2 separate regions of the Homo sapiens genome follow, and region 2 is linked to region 1. A link is an interaction called in ENCODE POLR2A ChIA-PET data of the cell type or tissue named here. Cell type or tissue: K562. All regions are shown on one strand. Each heading gives the region's core, and the rest is flanking DNA. Links, peaks and the distances in the headings are about the cores only.

Region 1 (10,984 bases), core at 3,760-8,759:
GAAGCATTTTTTGCTTTCTTTGCTATGTGGAAGAAAATTGACATCAAATTTCTGTCAGCTCTTCCTATCACATTATACTAGTTCAAGTACACTGTGCAGCAGTTCAGAAATGAAGGGAATTTGAGGGTATGTGACCAGATATAATTCCTAATGCCAGGCCCTGAAAACTTTCCATTTATATCTGTCACTTCTGTCTGAGGCCTGTCATTTCTCTGAAAGTTCAGAGGCATATTGTAACGCCAACTCAAAATTCTCCACTTCTGTTTCTGGCAGCGTAGTTCCTGCATATGTTTTTAGGCTCTGGTTACACCAGGAGTTCAGAACTGTGCGTGACAGACGACCCACCTGCAGCTCCCCAGCCGAGAGGTTCTCTGAGTCAGAGAAAAGGGCTGCAGCATGCCACTCGCGGCGGCCACAGACATCCTTTCCCACGGCTGCACAGCTCCAATTTCGTGATACAATTTTCACTCACAAAGATGGATTGTACCCCATTTTCCACTTTTCCCACTTACCCAATGTGATAGAATTTAGATATTTTAGATATTTTCTCTGCCCAAATCTCACATTGAAATGTAATCCCCAATGCCGGAGGAAGGGCCTGGTGGGAGGTATTTGGATCATGGGGCAGATCATTCCCTTGCTGATAAGTGAGTTCTCGCTCTGAGTTCACATGAGATCTGGTCGTTTAAAAGTGTGGGCCCCTCCCTCCCCAGTCTCACTTGCTCCTGCCCTGCTCCCCCTTCACCTTCTGCCATGGGTGTAAGCTCCTGAGGCCTTCCCAGAAGCAGAGCAGATGCTAGCGTCATTCTTCCTGTAAAGTCTGCAGAACCATGAGCCAATTAAACCTCTTTTATCAATTACCCACTCTCAGATATTTCTTTATAGCAATTCAAGAAAGGCTTAATATACCATGGTTTCTTAGCCTTTTCCTAGTAAATTCACACAGTGATTTAGGGCCTGGGTCTGTACCTCTCACATCCATCTTAAAACATGCAGTTCACAAAAGTTCCAACTAAGATCTCAGAGAAGTTTTCAACATGTCCCTGACTTGGAGGTAGTGCGTGGAGAACTTTCACAGATCCTGCCTGATCTGTCTCAACTTCTAGTCACCTCACATCCAAATATTATTATTATTATTATTATTATTATTATTATTATTATCATCGGAGACAGAATCTTGCTCTCGTTGCCCAGCCTGGAGTGCAGTGGTGTGATATCGGCTCACTGCAACTTCCACCTCCTGGGTTCAAGCGATCCTCCTGCCTCAGCCTCCCAAACACCTGGGATTACAGGCACTTGCCACCATGTCTGGCTAATTATTGTATTTTTAGTAGAGATGCGGTTTCGCCATTTTGGCCAGGCTGGTCTGGAACTCCTGACCTCAGGTGATTTGCCCTCCTTGGCCTCCCAAAGTGCTGGGATTACAGGTGTGAGCCACCGTGCCTGGCACATCCCAAGATTTAACGTGTGGTGAGAGGCCATTCTTAAATTCAATTATAAAGCATGGTTTAATCTAACACATATTTAGGTATTGCATTTTAGTATGAAAATCCTATGTGAAAAAAACACACAACACTTAAGATTCCCAGCTACTTCAAGATTTGGAAACATTTAGCATTAAGCGCCTCTTCCATAGCTTTGAAAATTAAGCTACCCCCAGAGTTTCTCTGAACCCTTTAATCTTATTTTTGTATGCACTCTGCTTCTATGTGTGTGCCCAGGTTGCATTTCTGCTCTGCCTAAGCAGGTCTCAATCATTGTGCCCTTTCCCCAGCCATACTTTGGATATTGTACATCCCTGAGGAGGTGAAAGCTTGCAGGAAGGTCCAATAGAGCAGTGCACAGCCTTCCAAAATCTCCCTGGCCCTCTCCTGCTGCACCGCCGTCTCCAAAGCCTCCAGCTGCCTTCTTTCTGTGTTCAAAAGCCCGGGAAGGGAGTGTGATCTAATCTCTTGCTTCCCTGCTCCCTTTCGAGTGGCTGCCTCTCCTTGTTGGTCATCCTTCTACAATTTTGTTAAAGAAACTATTGTTCCCTGACAGTTGTTGAGCACCAAATTGTAACAAGTTTTGCATAGTGAGCACTTAGGAATTTTGTTGTTGTAGTTGTTATTTATTTATTTTTTTGAGACAGAGTCTTGCTCTGTTGCCCACGCTGGAGTGCAGTGGTGCAATCTCGGCTCACTACAACCTCCGCCTCCCGGGTTCAAGCAATTCTCCTGCCTCAGCCTCCCGAGTAGCTGGGATTACAGGTGCATGCCACCATGCCCGGCTAATTCTTTTTGTATTTTTAGTAGAGATGGGGTTTCACCATGTTGGCCAGGCTGGTCTCAAACTCCTGACCTTGTGATTTGCCTTCCTTGGCCTCCCAAAGTCCTGGGATTACAGGTGTGAGCCACCGTGCCTGACCCCACTTCGGAATTTTTTATTCTAGTAAGGAAAATGTGCTCATTTCTTCATGTTCCCCTAATTTCCCCAGTCCAATTGTTACATTGCTGATGGCACTGTTGACAATCTTAAGTGCTCTTACCCGTTATTTTAATGGCACCTTCTCCATTATCCTAGATTTCTAAATTCTCTCCACCACTCCCCACCCAGCTCGGTCAAGAAGCTCAGAACACAGTGATCAAATGGGGATCTCACCCTCTTCCTCTGCCTGCAATTCATTTTTATGTTGTTGTCTGCAGTTCACAGAGGAAGAGATACAATCAAATTGGTTTGTTCTATTACAGATCTTTGTTTTTTAAATTTGATTTTGCCTTTTCTACTATTTTAACCATTTTATTCACCCTGTTTATTCCCAATCACAATGCTCACAGCACCTGATCTATATATTCAATTTTTGTATTTATTCTTCTAATCCTTTTTAGCAGAGGAACCTACATAGCACTCTACATAGAACCCAAAAATAAGCGGTAATAATCATAGCCACAAATCACCTTCTCCTCTGGAATTTTCAGTGCTCCTAGACTACCTTCGAATATTACCCTCTCTTACTGCAGTGTCCTCAGTGGTGAGTACAATCTCTCTCAAACACAATAGCCGGTAGTATAAATTGAAAGAAGCTTCCTGGAGCCCAGTTTGATCATATATGTCAAAATGTAAAGTGAGCACAACACATGATTCAACAGTGGTGATTTCCATGAAATACTGTAAATGAAATAATCCAAGAAGAAAAAATTTTAAAATAATAGTAGCAAGTAAAGAAAAATCATGGTCTAAATAGCAAAAAAAAAAAGGGGGGGGGGCATGGCTGAGTAAATTGCAATTTATTCATCTGTGGTAGAATTAATTTTGATCAATTTATTGATGTCAAGTGTTAACATTTCTTGTGGCCTTGTGTAATAGACATTTTTCATAATTTGGATGAGCAGCATCCGGTCTTATTTCTGTTTGTTATTATGTTGGTTACTTTGGGGAAGATAGTGACTGCCTTCCTCTACAGAAACCAAAGATGCTTAGTCCTCATTTCTACACATAGCATAATCAAGAGGTATATAGGATAATACTTAGTCCTAACCAGTTGGGCGCTCTCTCAAGGGATTTTGAAACTGAGCTACTAACAATGGATGGCTTGGAAAGCAATTTCATTATGATTTAGTGCAGAATCTGACTGTTTCCTGCACTTCACTGTAGTTACAGCTGCCTGATGTTCACAGAGTCCTTGATTCCCAGGCCTGGGCAGTTAGTTTCCAAGAAAACAAGGAAAACAATCCTTACCAAAGGTTGGAAACTCTTCCAGGTATTTGATAGGTATAAACCTATTTACTCTGTACAAAACCCCATAAGTAAGTTCAATTATTATCCTAAGGGAGGAAACCACCCCTCATATTGTCTTATGCCCAATTTCTGCCTCCAAAGAAAGAAAAAGTTAAAACTAACAGGCACAAATGAAATCCACAAGCAGACAGCCCGGCGCCACACCCTGGTCCTGGTAGTTAAAGATGGACCCCTGACCTAATCGGTTATGTTATCTATAGATTACAGACATTGTAGAGAAAAGCACTGTGAAAATCCCTATCCTGTTTTGTTCCGATCTAATTACCAGAGCATGCAGCCCCTAGTCACGTACCCCCTGCTTGCTCAATCGATCACGACCCTCTCACACGTACACCCTTAGAGCTGTGAGCCCTTAAAAGGAACAGGAATTACTCACTCGTGGAGCTCGGCTCTTAAGACAGGAGTCTTGCCAATGCACCCAGCCGAGTAAACCCCTTCCTTCTTTAACTCGGTGTCTGAGGAGTTTTGTCTGCGGCTCGTCCTGCTACAATCCCATTTTGCAGGTAAGAAAACAATCTCAGAAAGGTTGTATGACTTGCTCAGGTATACAAAGATTAAGAACAAGAATGCTGGCTGCAGAGTCTGTGACCTTCACTCTTCTTATTGCCCTTACTCTTGCCTAATTTTGTAGTCCCTTGAGAGCAAAAATTGTGCCTGAAATGTCTTACGACCCTTTCCAGTTAAAGCAATAATTAGGCTGTTCTATGCTGTTGGCCTTAGGAGATGGATGGCACCATAGCAGGTATCATGTTTTGTTTTGTTTGTTTGTTTTGCTTTTTATAGAGATGGGGTTTCACCATGTTGCCCAGGCTGGTCTCAAACTCCTGAGCTCAGGCCATCTACCCACCTACACCTCCCACTGTGCTGGGATTACAGGCGTGAGGCACTACACCTGGGGATGACACAACAGAATGCAGATTATAAAAGAATCAAGTTTTTGAATGCCAGTTCAGCTTGGGTGAAAATGCCAGTTCAGAAAGGCAAAAGGCACAGGGCATACGTGAAAGGTGTGGAGAGTGCAGGTGCCCTTCACTCAAACTCAATATAGGTTTTCTCATGGTGGGGATGTCAGGGTAACAAAAATCTTTTATTAAAAAGGCTTGTACCTTGACACAATCCAATCCAAAATCCAGGTAAACAATGACAGGGGAAACCACAGAAATCCTAGAAAGTGTGAGCTCAGAAAAATCACAGTCTGGGAGTAATACATACCCTATGAATAAGATGAAACTGAAATAGACCCTCCCACCCCCGATAAAGCTAAAAACCAAGACCCAAGATTATTAGGGTAAACTGCTATTAAATTCTGATAAATAATTGAATGAATGGAAACCTTTTTGAGAAGAGACCACAATTGATAGATTCTACAAGGAAACCATCTAGAATGTCATTTGGAGTGTCATAGTGTTACATACCATTAGAAATTATTAATTGTACAAAAAAGCAAAGAGAAAGATTATTAATTGATAGAGAAGATAATGAATAGAAGCAGATGCAGTGATGATTAAGATATGGGAGTTAGCACGCAGAAATTTGACAATAATGATAAAAATATTAAAAAAGATAAAAACATACAGCCAAAATAGATGAAAAGATGGATAATTTCAACTGAGAATGGGATGTATTAAAAGATGGATATCATAGGATGGGTAAGTGAAATAAATGAAAATTAAGAGCTCATGGATGGTTTTAACAGCATATTGAAAACAGCAGAATAAAAGATGAGTGACCCTGAAGGCCAAGTAATATAAAAAGTCTAAACTAAGGAAAAGAGGAAGAGAAGAAAAAATATAACAAAGCATAAAAATATGTAGAACATGGCCCAAAGGTCAAAATGTGAACCTGGAGTCTCGGAAGGAGAGCAGAGAGAGAATGAGGCATGGGGAATTCTTCAAATCTGATAAAAAATTACTAAAGTTTGAAAATTCAATAGCACACTTCTACAAAATCCATAGCTTAAAAGGAAACAATAAAAACTTGAAAATATTTTGAGCTGAGTGATTAAATATATATAAAATCTGTTGTGGTTTGGCTTTGTGCCCTCACCCAAGTCTCACCTTGAATTGTAATAATCCCAAGGTGTCAAAGGTAGGACCAGGTGGAGGTAATTGTATCCTGGGGGTGGTTTCCACCAAGCTGTTTCCATGATAGTGAGTGAGTTCTCAGGAGATCTGATGGTTGTATATACATCTCACATTTCCCCTGCTGACTCTCATTCCCTCTCCTGCTTCCCTGTGAAGAGGTGTCTTCCACCATGATTGTAAGTTTCCTGAGGTCTCCCTAGCCATGCAGAACTGTGAGTCAATAAAACGTTTTTCCTTTATAAATTACCCAGTCTTGGGTATGTCTTTATTAGCAGTGTGAGAATGGACTAATATCATATCAACTCATGGAATTCTCCTTAAGGGAAATTTTTAGCTTTAAAGCGTATATTTGAAAAAAGGAAAGTTTTGTAGTAATCAATCATTTAAACTTCCAATGCAATTAGATTTTTAAAAGTTGAATGAAAAACAGAAAAAAATGAAGTAATTAAAAATAAATTTAAAAATCAATGCAATACAAAAAATATAATAAATTAATAAAACTAAATTTGGTACTTGGAAAAATTAGTAATACTGGTACTGAAAAAGAAATCGTCTATACAGAAATTAAAAAGAAGACATTATCATAAATACAACAGATGTTAGCAAGAAAATAAGATGTTATACAAAGTTTCATATAGGTAAATTTGAAAATTTGGGAAAATGGATAAATTCCTTAAAAGTAAAACCTACCAGCCGGGCGCGGTGGCTCACGTCTGTAATCCCAGCACTTTGGGAGGCCGAGGCGGGCGGATCACGAGGTCAGGAGATTTAGACCATCCTGGTTAACACGGTGAAACCCCATTTCTACTAAAAACACAAAAAATTAGCCGGGGGCGGTGGCGGGCGCCTGTAGTCCCAGCCACTCGGGAGGCTGACGCAGGAAAATGGCGTGAACCCGGGAGGCGGAGCTTGCAGTGAGCCGAGATAGCAACAGCGCACTCCGGCCTGGGTGGAAGAGCGAGACTCCGTCTCAAAAAAAAAAAAAAAAAAAAAAAAAAAGGTAAAACCTGCCAAACCTGGTAGAAGAAAAAATAAAAGGCCAGGCGCGGTGGATCACGCCTGTAATTCCTGCGCTTTGGAAGGCCGAGGTGGGCAGATCAACTGAGGTCAGGAGTTTGAGACTAGCCTGCCCAACATGGTGAAACGCTGTCTCTACTAAAAATACAAAAATTAGCTGAGCGTGGTGGCGGGCGCCTGTTATCCCAGCTACTTCGGAGGCTGAGGCAGGAGAATCACTTGAACCCGGGAGGCAGAGGTTGCAGTGAGCTGAGAGCACGCCATCGTACTCCAGCCTGGGCAACAAGAGCAGAACTCCGTCTCAAAACAAACAGATATAAAAATGTCTACATAAGTCAACATTTACTAAAGTTGAATTTATAATTAAAATCCTTCCCATTAAGAAAATTCCAGATCCAGGTGCCTTTATTTGTGAGTTCTTTCAAGCCTTTAGGAGTAAACACCACCAAATTTTACATAAAATTTTCCAAAGAATAGTGAAAGGATTCCAACTCATTTTATGGAGCTGGCATGATCTTGATACAAATACCTAAAAAGAATATTACAAGAAAAAAATACTTGTTTATATGTCTCATATATGAAGATATAAAACTTTCTAAATATATATTTTTAAAATACAATTAATGAAACACATAAAAAATATAATCATGACCTAGCAGGACTTCAGGAATTACTGCATTATTGTAGGAATGCAAGGCTGGTATAATATTTGAAATGAACACAAATCTTTGCATTAAAAGAATAAAAGAGAAAAACATTTGATCACCTCAGTCATTGCAGAAAATAATATTTATGAATGCATAACTCAGCAATACAGTAATATGAAACCTCAGGGACAAAATAATAATAATAGTAGTAACAACATCAACAAGAAAGCACTAATCCAGTGACCAATCCTGTGTGGCTGTTATTTAGGGTTGATGTCTCACCCTTGGTTATTTAGAGCTTTGATTTGAGTGGGCTGTGAAATTTGATCTGAGATAAAGTCCAGGGCTCCAGCAACCTGGATATTTGCATCAGGCTACCGCAGAAAATCAGAACCCCAGAGGTTGCTACTCACTTTGGAAGTATGAGTTGAGGTGGGAGGAGCAAGTGTTCTCCTATTAGAAGAAGTAAATAGAGTCAGAAGCTACAGTACCTATTCACCTTCCCACTTCTTTATTTTATTTTATTTTATTTTATTTTATTATTATTATACTTTAAGTTTTAGGGTACATGTACACAACGTGCAGGTTTGTTACATATGTATACATGTGCCATGCTGGTGTGCTGCACCCATTAACTCGTCATGTAGCATTAGGTATATCTCCTTCTTTCTTCTCAAATGGAAGTAGATGGAGAGGAAGGTCATGCCTGGTCCCTGGAGATTGGGTATTCCTTCACATCTGCTGAAACTTTTTTTTTCCCTTCACATTTGCTGAGATAATTGGTTTAATCCTAAAGTGAAGAAATAGGTTTTCTAAAAGAAATATTTTACTCCTCTCTTTTCACCTGAATTTGTAGACATTTGTCTGGGTAAGTCACATGCCAGCAGGGATGGCTAAATTGGATTTTACAGAAGGAAAAAACATCTCAATAAGGTTATTATGTCTGAAGAACTTGCAATACTTTATGTTAATCCAGAAGGAGACTAACTAGATTATCTGGTCACAGCCAAATCTGTGTAGTTTTCACGGGCTGCAGTTTGTGAACTTAGCTTCTTCTGAATCTCATTCTGGGCTCACAATCTCATAATGGCTCCTTGTAAAAAATAAGTATTCCGTTAGACATGAGCTTGACAGATATCCCTGGGTCCTCCCCATATTCTTCTGTCATCAGGCTTTAGACAAAAATTTTCTTTGTGCTCTAGTAGGTTTGGTGCTTACCCAGATGATCCTTACCAGTTTTCTAAAGATGATCTCCATCCTGCAGACCTCACAAAACTGTTGAATAATAGCTGGTTTTTAATAATCAACTGCATATTTTAAGTCGATCTACTTCTATATGAACTTTTCCCAGAATCTAGTAACTTCTTCCCAAAATGAAAGCAAATTCAAACACAGCCGACCCCATCTGGTTGCGATGATTTATTATGACATAGGTTTGTTTGTTTGCTTGGTTTTTTGGTTTTTGGTAGTTCCATCACTTTCCCTGTTACTTTGCTTCAGCAAAGAAAAAGGAGAAAAGGATTTTGTTAGTGGACCCTGGTACCCTATCATGGGCAGTAATCCTGCTAAGAGTGTCCTGTGAGCACATCTCTGAAATATTGAGCGCTCACTGTCCATATTTCCTGTCTTCCTCCTCTAAATTCACTATCACTTAAAATCTTTTAAAAACAAAACAAACAAACAAAAAAACCTCTCTGACAGATCATACTCCTTAAAAAAGTACATCTGCCCTTTCTTATTTTATTAAGGATGATTTTTCTTCTTTTAAGCAAAAGAGAAACAGATAAAAATAATTAAAAGTTTATTTTTATTTATTCATTCATTTATTTATTTATTTATTGTGAGACAGAGTCTCACTCTGTCACCCAGGCTGGAGTGCAGTGGCACGATCTCGGCTCACTGCAACCTCCGCCTCCCGGATTCGAGCGATTCTTGTGCCTCAGCCTCCTAGTAGCTGGGATTACAGGTGCCTACCAACACACCTGGCTATTTTTGTATTTTTAGTAGAGATGGGATTTCACCATGTTGGCCAGGATGGTTGTGAACTCTTGACCTCAGGTGACCTGCCAGCCTTGGCCTCCCAGAGTGCTGGGATTACAGGCATGAGCCACTGTGCCCAGCCTAAAAGTTCTTTTTTACAAATAAGTTTTAAAAAATTTAACATTCGAAGTGCTTACGTTTCTGATTGTCACATAGACCAAATGTTTTCGCTTCTTAATGTAGAGTTTCTATTTGGTATTTTGTAAGCAATGCTCCTTCAAGAAATAATAGGAGAGTGGAGGAAAAGCCCTGTGGTCCAAGAAACCACATTCTTAGAAATGCAGATTGTCCATTTGTGTGCCAAAACTTCAAAATATCCTATTGTGGAAAAATGTGCTTAACTTTATTTGAACTAGCCTTTCCTAAATGTATTTGATGAACAATTTAACTTTTATTTTAGCTTCAGGGGTACAAGTGCAGGTTTGTTATATAGGTAAATTGTGTGTCATGGGGGTTTGGTGTACAGATTATTTTGTCATCCAGGTAATAAGCATAGTACGCAATAAGTAGTTTTTGGATCCTCACCCTCCTCCTACTCTCCACCCTCAGGTAAGGCCCAGTGTCTGTTATTCCCTTCTTTGTGTCCATATGTGCTTGATGTTTAGCTTCCACTTATAAGTGAGAACATGTGGCTTTTGGTTTTCTGTTCCTATGTTATTTTGCTTAGGATAATGGCCTCCATCTCCATCATGGTTCTGGACACAACATGATCTCATTCTTTTTTATGGCTGTGTAGTATTCCATGTTGTATATGTACCACATTTTCTTTATCCAGTCTACTGCTGATGGGCATTTATGCTGATTCCATGTCTTTGTTATTGTGAACATACACATGCATGTGTCTTTTTGTTAGAATGACTTATATTTCTTTGGATATATACGCTATAATGGGATTGCTGGGTAAAGGGGTCATTCTGTTTTAAATTCTTTCAGGAATAACCAAACTGCTTTCATCATGGCTGAACTAATACATTCCCACCAGCAATGCCTAAGTGTTCCCTTTTCTCTATAACCTCACTAGCATCTGTTATTTTTTGACTTTTTAATAATATCCATTCTGAGTTGTGTGAGATGGTATCTCATTATGGTTTTGATTAAAATTTCTCTAATGATTAGTGATGTTGAGCATTTTTTCATATGCTTTTTGGCTGCGTGTGTCCTCTTTTAAAAAATGTTTATGTCCTTTGTCCGCTTTTTAAATGGGGTTGTTTTTTGCTTGTAAATTTGTTTCAGTTCCTTATAGATGTTGGATATTAGACAGTTGTCGGAAGCATAGTTTGCAAATATTTTCTCCCTGGAGTATGCATTAGTTTCTTATTATAAGAAGTCTACTTACATCCTTTGTATTTCTTTCATCTAGCAACAGACCTAATTCTTGGTAGGCATTAAATGCGTATTTTAATGAATATATTGAGTAGA
Region 2 (10,984 bases), core at 3,677-8,676, 59 kb before region 1:
TGAGATAATAAACACGACTTGTTTTAAGTCTCTATATGTGTGAAAATTTGTTACACAGCAATAGATAACTAATGAAATTCTCTACTTTTTTTGCAAAGCAAGAAAAATAAACTGAACCTGCTTCACTTTGATCTAAACTTTAAGAAGAAATCAGATATAATATTATTCCACTTTTGAAATTATCTGTGAAAAATGGCAACCACTCTATTGAATCAAAAGTGTACTCAATCAGTCAGAAAACTAATTCATGCTTTCCTTCAGGATAATTCATTGTTTGCCACTTTCAGCTGTTAGATGATGCCTTTTGTTGCTGATTACAACACAACGAAGTTTCCTTTGGTGGTTTCTACAAACTGTTAACCTTTAACTGTTCCCAAAATATTTCAAACAAATCAAATGAGCAAATTTGCACTAATACTCTTTACAATGTTCAAAAGTATGGTTGGTAGGTACATGATCAAAGAGGGGATGATTTTAATATACGCATGAAAATGTAACTTTTCTCCTAAAGAACGACAGAAACTCTAAGATGGAATGTTTGATGTTATAAATGCAGAGTAAATGATTCAATTTCAAGAGGAATAGTTTACTATGGTTCATTAATTTGAAAACAGCAACCAAACATGATTTCAAGTAACTTTCCCAAATAATGCAGCCTTAAAATTACTTTTCCCTTCAAAATGCAAGCAGCTGTATTTTGATGCTTTAATTATTTGGACAGCTAATTTCCTTGTTACTTGCCACATGTGGACAAACAGTAACACATATGAGTATAATTCAATGAAAAATGCAAAAAGTGATCTATCCTAAATTCCCTAAGCATCCTCTGTGTCTCTCCGTGGCACTTCATGTTCAGCCTCAAACTGTATCTACAACCTGTCCATAGGCAATTACCTTTTGGAAACATAATATTTCTCATAACTCTTCAAATGAAAAATTGTGCAAAATGTCTGACCTGTCATATTTGATACTAAATGATTTAAATGAACAGGCAGGGGAAATTTCTGAAATACCTTCAAGAATCTACTTACCAGCATTACCGACCTGACAGGAAAAGAATTCAGTCAAATACACGAGGCCACATAGGTTTATTTCAATTTTCATTAATTTTACTCAGTGGAACCTCTCACATAATGGAGAATCATTCATCAAAATATTATGGAACACTGTCCACTTATCTATTGCTGCATAACAAACACCCCAAAATGTAGTTTACAACAACACCCATTTTATTGCGTTCTAGAATTTTGGTGGCTCAGGAATTAAGATGTTGTGTAATTAGAGCATAATGATGACCATTAGGGATTTAGCTTCTTCCTCATTTTACTGGTAATACTCTATCTCATTTCATAATGTGAAATAAATACAGAACAATGTTTGGAAAGTGATATTTAAAACATTTGCTGTGAGTGATTTGAATTTTTGGAACTATATGACCTGCCTAGGTGACTTGTCAGAGGTTATAACAACCTTGCTTCTCTGCACATCCTAGGGAAGTTATCTGAATAAGATTGTGTAGTAAAGAAAAATATTGATAGTTCTCTCCTCTAAAGTTTGTAAGACTTTGGGAAGATTTGAAGCGGTCAGTGTGATCTAAATGGCTGGGTGGTAAGTTAATCTGCAAGCTTCACCCACATGTCTGGTGCATGGCCTGGGAAGACATGAAAGCTGGACTCAACCGAGACTGTATGAAGAAGCCTGCCCAAGGCCTCTCTATGAGGCTTGGACTTCCTAGCAGTGTGCTGGCCTTGGGCTAATTGAACATCTTACAGGGCAGCTCAAAGCTTCAAGAATACTTGTCCCAGTAAACAGCATGAAAACTGCATGGCCTTTTATCATCTACCTTGGAAGTCCCAGAACATTATTTCTGCCCTACTCACTCTCAATTGGAGGAGTGTCAAAGAACCTGCCACTGTGTTTCGTAACCACCCACCTGCAAGCTCTCTTCTTTTCCTTTTTTCTTTCTTTTCTTCTTTGCAAGTGATTAGACAAAAATAATCAAGAAACAATGCCTATCTTTAAGAGTACTCTCAAAATCTAACAGGAGAAACAAAGGCACTGGTATATAATTCATTTTATAGCTTTATCATGTAAATTATTCATGTGTTGCTAGAAATTGTCTTCAGGCTAATACTTTTAGTAATTTATTATTTTCTTCCTTTTCAACAATTTGTATGCAACCTTTGAAAATTAAGATTGTTTCTACACCAAGTAATATGACAAAAAATAAATGTAAAATTGTGTTAAAATGCCTTAGTTAAGAATGCTGTGCCCTAGGCCTTAGTTTTCTTATCTGCAAAATGGGATAATTATCAGGCCTACTTCACAGAATGAAATAAATTGGCCCGGCATTATCACTAAGTGCTAATTGTTCACTACCACTACCTACCAGAGGAAGAAATCTTCCCTCCAGCTTAGGCATAATTTTGCTGTCTCTCCACATATCAAATTAAAATAAAAAGATAAAATTTGATTAAATCAATTATATTTAAAAAGACAGAAGAATGTTTTACATCACATACCTTCCCTGTACTTGGGTTGTTGCCTGATATTAAACTGTTTTCAAATCAGATGACAAAAGCAGTCATAGTATTATACTTGTTTATATTGGTTTCTATTATAAGTAATAGACTTTACATGCACACATACACACGAAAAGCCGAATCATGGCCATTAGGGATTCAGTTTCTTCCAGTAACAGCTTCTTCCTTGTTTTACTGGTGATACTCTAACTCATTTCATAATGCGAAATAATACAGAACAATGTTTGGAAAGCGATATTTAAAACATTGGCTGGCCAGGCACGGTGACTCACGCCTATAATCCCAGCACTTTGGGAGGCCAAGGTGGGTGGATTACCTGAGGTCAGGAGTTCAATACCAGCCTGGCCAACATGGTGAAACTCCATCTCTACTAAAAGTACAAAAATTAGCCGAACGTGGTGGCATGTGCCTATAATCCCAGCTACTTGGGAGGCTGAGGCAAGAGAATCACTTGAACCCAGGAGGCAGAGGTTGCAGCGAGCCAAGATAGCACTCCTGCACTCCAGCCTGGATGACAGAGCGAGACTCCATCTCCAAAAAAAAAAGGAAAAGAAAAAGAAAAAGAAAATTGCTGTGAACAATTTGAATTTTTTGAACTATATGACCTGCCTAGGTGATTTGTCGGAGGTTATAACAATCCTGCTTCTCTGCACATCCTAGGGAAGTTATCTGAATAAGATCGTGTAGTGTGTAGTAAAGGAAAATATTGACAGTTTACCCTCATGGTTGAATTAATTTTTCAATTATGTTGTCAAATAGTCACTTTTTCTGTCAAGTGGAATCTTCTCTCTTTCAATGTCGTCTGAATTTTTTACCGGACATGGTAACCTTATAGTATCTTTTCAGTGTCTTCCAATTCATAAACTAGGCAGCAGAATGATATAGTGACATATTTTGCTAACAGCTTCTAATTTGGAAAACAAGTGACATTAGCTTTAAAATTGCACATCTGGAAAAGTTCACAGATGAACAGTTTTTTTTTTTTTTCTTTAAGTGGCCAGATTAAGGAGACACATCCCCACTGCAAGCTATGGAGTGATCACATCACTGTTTATTACTTTTCAAACCCATAATTAGCCATAAAGAAACATGTACAAATAAAATACTGTATTTATATTTCCCATATAAAAGACTCTGTTGTTCAGTCATAAAGTTATCAAACACTATATTTTATAAAATTACTATTTTGTAATTATCTGACTTAGAGCTTACTACATTTTAGAAGAGAAACGACGACCCTTTCTTAAGCAAGGAGAAGGAACAACTGTCAGGTTGAAATTGCTGCACTGTCTTAATTTCAAAGATCTGAGTAAAATCTAATTTTCAGTCACAGGTTGGAAGTGGGACCGTTTGAAAAGGGAAATGTGTTAACTAGAATTTTTAAGTAACAGATTAAGAGCACAATGCTTTTGGATTAAGGGCTTTACAGGCCCTTTCTTTTTTTTTTTTTTTTTTTTTGAGACAAATTCTTGCTCTGTCATGCAGGCTTGAGTGCAGCGGGACAATCATAGCTCACTGCAGCCTCTACCTCCTAAGCCCAAGCAACCCTCCTACCTCAGTCCCCCATGTAGCTTGGACTCAGTGCATGCCACCATGCCCGGCTATTTTTTTTTTTAATTTGGGGGGTGTCATTATGTTGCCCAAGATGGACTTGAACTCCTGGCCTCAAACAATCCTCCTGCCTCAGCCTCCCAAAGTGCTGGGATTACAGGTATGAGCCACCTCACCTGACCCATGCCCTTTAATCTTGTTCTAATTAATGTGCACCTAGAAAAAGAAAAGCAAGTATTCTTCTAGGTTTTCCATTATATTCTTTTCTTCCTTTCCTTTAATAAGCATCGTGTTTATATATAAATGGCTTACATTTTTCCATGTCCATATATGAGTCACACATGATGAAATGCTTGATGACTTACTCCTTTTTAAACTAGGTGCACTGTGGGACACCTTTTATCTCAGTGCCTAAATTACCATTGCCATATAATAACAGCACTCAAATTAAGAACCGTTTCCACTAAAATTCTATTTTTAAGAAGCAATATTCATTTGTTGCTCTACTATGCTTCTTTTTCCATGCAGTACACAACACTTGTGTGACAAAATGCATTCCCAGAGAAAATGATCACAAATTAAGACATTAAAATGTTTCTTTATGCAGCATCCTTTAATGACGCTGGACAATGATCATATCCTTTGCACAAAGTCACTGTGATCATTTCGAGGAAATGCATGTGGTCTTTTCAGAACTGACAGATCTTGGTCTGTCTGATTCATGTGCTCATTCCACAAGCATGGGCAACCGAGAAAATGGTCCTTCACCATTACTTGAAGAAATCAGAAGAACCAGGTTGAAAAGCCCCTTGGAAAATTATTTTTCTTAAGTTTCCACATTAAGTACATTATCTGTTGTCATGGCATCAAAAAAACACAATAGAAAAAGTATAGGTTCAGGGCCATACAAAATAACCCACAATGGAGATAGCATTCCACTGATAAGAGAAAAGTATTATAATCGGTCAGAGGTAGGAAACAGGAACTCTCAAACATCATTTTGCGGTTTTCCTGGCTTATTTGCAGCATCCTTTCAGCCACTTCATCTTGTCCCATGCATTTCAAATGTCAGACTATTAAGATGAATTAATTAAAAGTCATATTTGAGTGAATATGATTTTTTCCCAAAGCCAGCTCTATCATAAATTAATTTTTCTAAAATTATTCTACTCTAGTCATCACATGGAAAAAAAGGAAATTGTTGAGTGCTGTATAGTGTCTTCAGCTATATTGTTTTAATATTATTAATGTTCTCCAGTTGTAAAAGAAATGCAAATTTGCACGGCTCAGATTTTGCATTTAATCTGACTAAAGTTGATATTGTGAGAAAATTTAATATCCATCTAAGTAGGTTGTAATATTGAAAACCTGAGCTTCATTTCCTTATCAGTGATTTACCATATTTCTGAGAAAGATTATTAGCCCCAGAAAATTAATTGACAAAACAATGTTTTAAATCTTTGCATATTTGTATTTGTCTCAATTGTAGTTATTTATGGGTCTTAGTTTCTTTTCCTGTGGACACAGTCAAAAAGGGAACTAGGAAAAACTGATAAGCATTGTAACCACTCCTGCAATTACAGCCTTTTGTAAAGTTGCTACTTTTATGAAACAATTGGGAACACCAAAGATTATCCCCACAGCTTTAAGAACACTTTGAAATTTTCACTATGAAAAAATTTGAGTTCTTAGTATCACAATACTGCAATACCACAAATTAAAATTTAAACTAATAAATTTAATTCTAAATGTACAATTAAGGATTTAAGACATAAATATCAATAGACTTTCCTAATGTTCCACAGATTCTGCAGTTATTTAGAAATGAGAAATGTATTTACCAAAGACTAAATAAAACACACAAAAATAGATTGGGTACTCTTTTAAAAAAGACTTTAAAACTTTAAAAAGTTTGATTTTTTCAAAAAACAGCTCCTTTGACTCACTGCAGGTGAAATAGCATAGAAATAGTTGGACTGTTTCACCCACTAAGTTGTAAGGACAACAAAATACTAAAAAATACTTAAAGATTGGATCAACTATTTTAATCATCTTAAAGAGCTAATTCATTTAATGGAGAAATCCAATTTAGTTGACAGCAAATACTCCATTTTCTTGTCAATGAAGCAAAACTATGCAGATAGGATTTTATTCACTCAGAGCTGAATTCTCTCCTCTTTACTAGAATTTGCAGGCACACTGAATAAAAACGAACATTCGGTGTAAAAAAAGCCAAAGCTGAAATGATATAAAAGGATTCATCTTTTCATAAGTGACTTTTAATATTCAATATATATATTTAGAAACTTTCCGGGACCCATAGAATATATCTGAAACCTGCCATACTTGGCCAAACCTCCAGAAAGCAGGTCACTTGCATTTTCATGCTTGTGGCCTCTCTTTTTTCTCGCTATTTCACTATTTCATCTGGACTGTGGCATGAGGCCATTGCCTGAGAAGGCATACCTGCCTGACAACTTGTTGGCTAGTGGTCCATAACCACCAGTCTGCTGTTCACTACGGCCGGAGATACCCGATTTTAAATGATTTAAGATTCACATTGACCTTTTTAAAAACACTTGCTTCTCTCCAAACTCTGCAGCTATCTAGGGTCACTGTGATTCCTGAGGTTAAATTTATTACCCATGCCTTTTTAAAAAGACCTATTTGGGGTCAGCGGCGGTGGCTCACGCCTGTAATCTCAACACTTTGGGAGGCCGAGGCGGGCAGATCACGAGGTCCAGAGATTGATACCATCCTGGCCAACATGGCAAAACACCGTCTCTACTAAAAGTACAAAAAAAATTAGCCACGCACGGTGGTGTGCACCTGTAATCCCAGCTACTCGGGAGGCTGACGCAGGAGAATTGCTTGAACCCGGGAGGCGGCGGTTGCAGTGAGCCAAGATGGCGCCACTGCACTTCAGCCTGGCGACACAGGTTCCATCTCAAAAAAAAAAAAAAAGAAAAAAAGACCTATATGGAAACCTACTTCAAAACGTCTGTGAGGCAGTTCATTTGGACTAGGAAAAGGCCAACTTTTGGTAAGAAACCAATTACTGAGATTAGGCAGATAACCTCGTGGATCTTTTCTACCTGCTCAGCATCTAGAGAGCAGGCACAGTGGAGTGCTGGTGAGGTGTAGCAGGGAGTGGTCACCTCTTTGCAGAGGCGTTTCGCTGACAGAAAGGAAGCTCTAGCCACATTTCACCACATGCTTGCTCCATTGTATCTCTGGGTGCTGCCTTAAACTGGATGCACCAATCCCCATTTTACAGGAACTGGTGAAAGCACCCTGGGAATCAAGGCCTCTCTGACTCTTAAGCCTATGCTCATTCCTTACACCAAGATTGTCCAACCCCCGGCCCGTGGGCTGCTGGCAGCCCGGGAGAGCTTTGAATGTGGCCCAACACAAATTCACAAACTTTCTTAAAACATTTTTGTGATTTGTTTTTAGCTCATCAGCTATCATTAGTGTTAGTGTATTTTATGTGTGGCTCAAGACAATTCTTCTTCCAATGTGGCCCCCAGAAGCCAAAAGATTGGACACCCCTGCTTTACACCAAGCTGCCACAACAACACACATTCTGGATGAAGCAAGTTACATTATCTTTTATGTACCAAAGAATTGTACACTTTATCCACTCCTGCTGTTCTCCTCCACCTCCTTCCCTCTAAAACAAAAACAAAAGAAACAACAGGGCAACCAGACATGGGCAAAGACTTGCGGCACAGTGAGCAGTATAAGGTAATAGTGAAGGTAAACCCAAGAGATTAAGAGCCAGGTGTTCCTGGGTTTGAATTCTGGATGTGCCATACTTACCTATGAGAATGTTCGCACACTCTTAACCTAAGTCTTAATTACCGCTTTGATAAAGAAAACTGAGTTTGCCCATGATGTTGAATTTTTGTGGGGAATGAATAATATATGGATGATAACATTATTATGACAGAACTTGTTTATTGAATAAGTGGAATTCCCTAAGAGCGAGAATTTTTTTTTTTTTCAGACAGGTTGTTGCCCTATTATCCAGGCTGGAGTACAGTGGCACGAATACTGCTCATTGGAGCCTCAAACTCATGGATTCCAATGACTTCACCTCAGCCTCCTGTGTAGCTGGGACACAGGTATGCACCACCATGCCCGGCTAATTTTTAAAAATTTTCTTGTAGAGACAGAGTCTCACTATCTTGCCCAAGCTGATCTCAAACTCCTGAACTCAAGCGATCCTCCTGTCTTAGCCTCCCAAAGTGCTGGGATTACAGGCATGAGCCACTGCACCTGGACAAGAGAAAGAATTTGTATACAATGACTTCAGTTCTTTTGATAATGTCCCCAAAGAATTGGATGTGGACATGAATAACTGTGTGCAAAGAAGTGCTGTGAAACCAATGGAGAAAGGTCATATGAAAACTTCTCCTTCCCAGCACCACCATAATGTTGAGTCCTGCTTTGCTCTAGAGGGTTCTTTGAGAGTTTATAATGCTTGATGTGTTTGTGACCAGAAGAGATGAGACAGTATATATTCTCGATATTAGCAAGAGCAAACAATTACTTATTCATTAGTTTCACTTCCTGTCTAACTCTAGGGTAAGTATATATACTTTATTCATTATTTTTTAAATTATTCTCACTGATAACATGGATAGGAATCAGAGAAATAATTTAAAGTTGAAATTGGCAAGCTTTCCTTTTTAAAATCAAAGTACTACTACTGTGAGCAAGGTGTTAGGCTAAAAAAAATAGTTATTTTTTTATGTGATGGAATTTTATTGGCACTAAGTACCATCTCACCATGCAAAGTCACTTCCGGGTGCCTCATCTTATGCCAAAGGATGTTGGATGGAATGTTTAAAATTATGTAGCCCAACCTGCAACCCACAGGAAAGATGCTCTCTAGGGTGGTGGCCGACAGCTCCCATCCCATTTGTACATCTTCTGTGGAAATGTGCTCTTGAGTTCCTGAGACAGCCCTTGCTTTTGTAGGAGAGCAACTCCTTTCATAGAACACTCTTCCTTATGTAGAGCAGAGATCTTCTTGCCAAAACACCTGCACACAGAGCCTCACTCTCACCCCTAAAGCAACACAAAGCATTGGATAGTAAGACTTCCTTCCACAGGACAATTTTCGTCAAGTTAAAGAACCTTGCTGTGTCTCCCTGTGTCTTCTCTATCTCAGGGTAATCCTGTTTTCATTCATGCAGCACAGCTTCCAGGCTTTTCTTCAACCTGCTCCATCTTCTCTGTCATGGCTACCAGGTTTGCCTTGTCTGGTAGCTCTAGCTCGACATCAAGGATATCTGTTACCCACTTCATCTCAGTCCTCAATCAATAAAAATACTAACTATGGCTGACTGGATAAATGCCGAGTGAAGTAGAGAACAACAGAGACAACCAACCATAACAGAATACAAAGCTGAAAATCTAGGGTGCAGGACAAAGTTCACATCTTCTACAGTGGAATCTGGAGGCACATGGCTTTCCAATGCCTGACAGACGACATAACACAAAACGTTTCCCAAGACCATTTCTACCCACAGGTTTACAGGAGATGGAGGATCACTACAATGGTTTCTCCCCTTGTCCTCTCAAAAAGGCTGTGAACCAAAGTGTTCAAGGCCTTTGGTTACGCACCTATCAGGATCCAGTCAATCTAAAATGTAGCACATGTTAATCTCTAAATTAAAATAGAGAAAAAAATTCCAGCCTTAGGAATGAAACATTTTACTCCAACTGAACTTATGTTTTCCATTTTACTCTACAGTTGTTCAATAATTGAATCATCTTTCTAGAGAAGCACAATAAATGTAGGTGCAATAAATCAGAGGATTTTACCATACAATATGCAAAGTCTGTTTATAAAAGTCTTGTAAATCAGTCTTCTATACAGAAAATTTATATGAGATCTCAAGTGAGGACTATATTAATTTTATTGATGTTTCCCGTGGGTTTTAATGAATTGCTCCCATTTACTGGGCATCATCAAGCCCTAGGCAAGGTCTTTTCATATACCAGACTAAAAGACTCTGCCATATTGAAATTATGAATTCATAGAAATTATCGCCAATCTCCAAAGTTTATTTCCATCCCACCAAAACCATACACACATCCTTTCTCTACTCAGCTCTAAACGTGAAATCAGAAACCTTCGTGTTCTTCTGATCTTCACATTATTCATTCATATTCAGGTTACCTAAGCCTTTGACATGATAAACCTGGCCATCCATCCTAGTTGCCCAGGACTCTCACATTTCTGTCTTCTTTGCTTGCTATATCATCGAAAAATGTTTTCAATGATAAATTAAAACTAAATAGAAGTAGTAAATATGGCAAAATTCGTAATAATTGTAAAATGTATAAGACAGTTACATGTGGGTTTATTATAATAATGTCTTAATTCTTTGGGATGTTTGTAAATATTTCTAATCAAAAGGAAAAAGAAAACATTTACAGTGATGAAGTGACCCTAATATTTAAATTACCCATCTCGGCTGGGTGCGGTGGCTCAGGCCTGTAATCCCAGCACTTTGGAAAGCCAAGGTGGGAGCATCACCCGAGGTGGAGAGTTCAAGACCTGGCCAACATTTGGAAACCCCATCTCTATTACAAATCCAAAAAATTAGCCATTTGTGGTGAGGCACACCTGTAATCCCAGCTACTCAGTGGGCTGAGGCATAAAAATCACTTGAACTGGGAGACAGAGGTAGCAGTGAACTGAGATTGCGCCAATGCACTCCAGCCTGGGCAACAGAGTGAGACACTGTCTCAAAATAGATTAATTAATTAATAACCCATCTGTTTGACCTTGGGATAGTTAACTTTATGTCCTCACATTCCCCATCTGTAAAATCTGTAATAATACTTCCCTCATAAAGTTGATGTGATGATTA

What was found. Peaks named below come from ENCODE experiments on the same cell type or tissue, not always from the same donor. Only the 100,000 strongest peaks of a DNase experiment are listed, where the experiment ranks them.
Region 2: POLR2A ChIA-PET joins it to region 1 with 5 read pairs; 3 of 35 experiments call an interaction of 5 or more read pairs at or near these places.

Annotation. Positions count from the first base shown.
Region 1 is chr13:107,906,939-107,917,922 of GRCh38, forward strand. No RefSeq gene overlaps it. Among named protein-coding and RNA genes, the nearest start is that of NALF1, 45 kb to the left of the region's middle. RefSeq lists an enhancer at 8,705-8,874. In K562, for the core only: no CTCF peak of the experiment used is centred there; no DNase peak of the experiment used is centred there; H3K4me3 peaks cover 2,572 bases.
Region 2 is chr13:107,847,826-107,858,809 of GRCh38, forward strand. All of the region lies in intron 1 of NALF1 (NALCN channel auxiliary factor 1), which reads right to left. Among named protein-coding and RNA genes, the nearest start is that of NALF1, 14 kb to the right of the region's middle. In K562, for the core only: a CTCF peak has its summit at 3,832; DNase peaks (open chromatin) are centred at 4,646, 5,646, 6,466 and 7,276; H3K27me3 peaks cover 496 bases.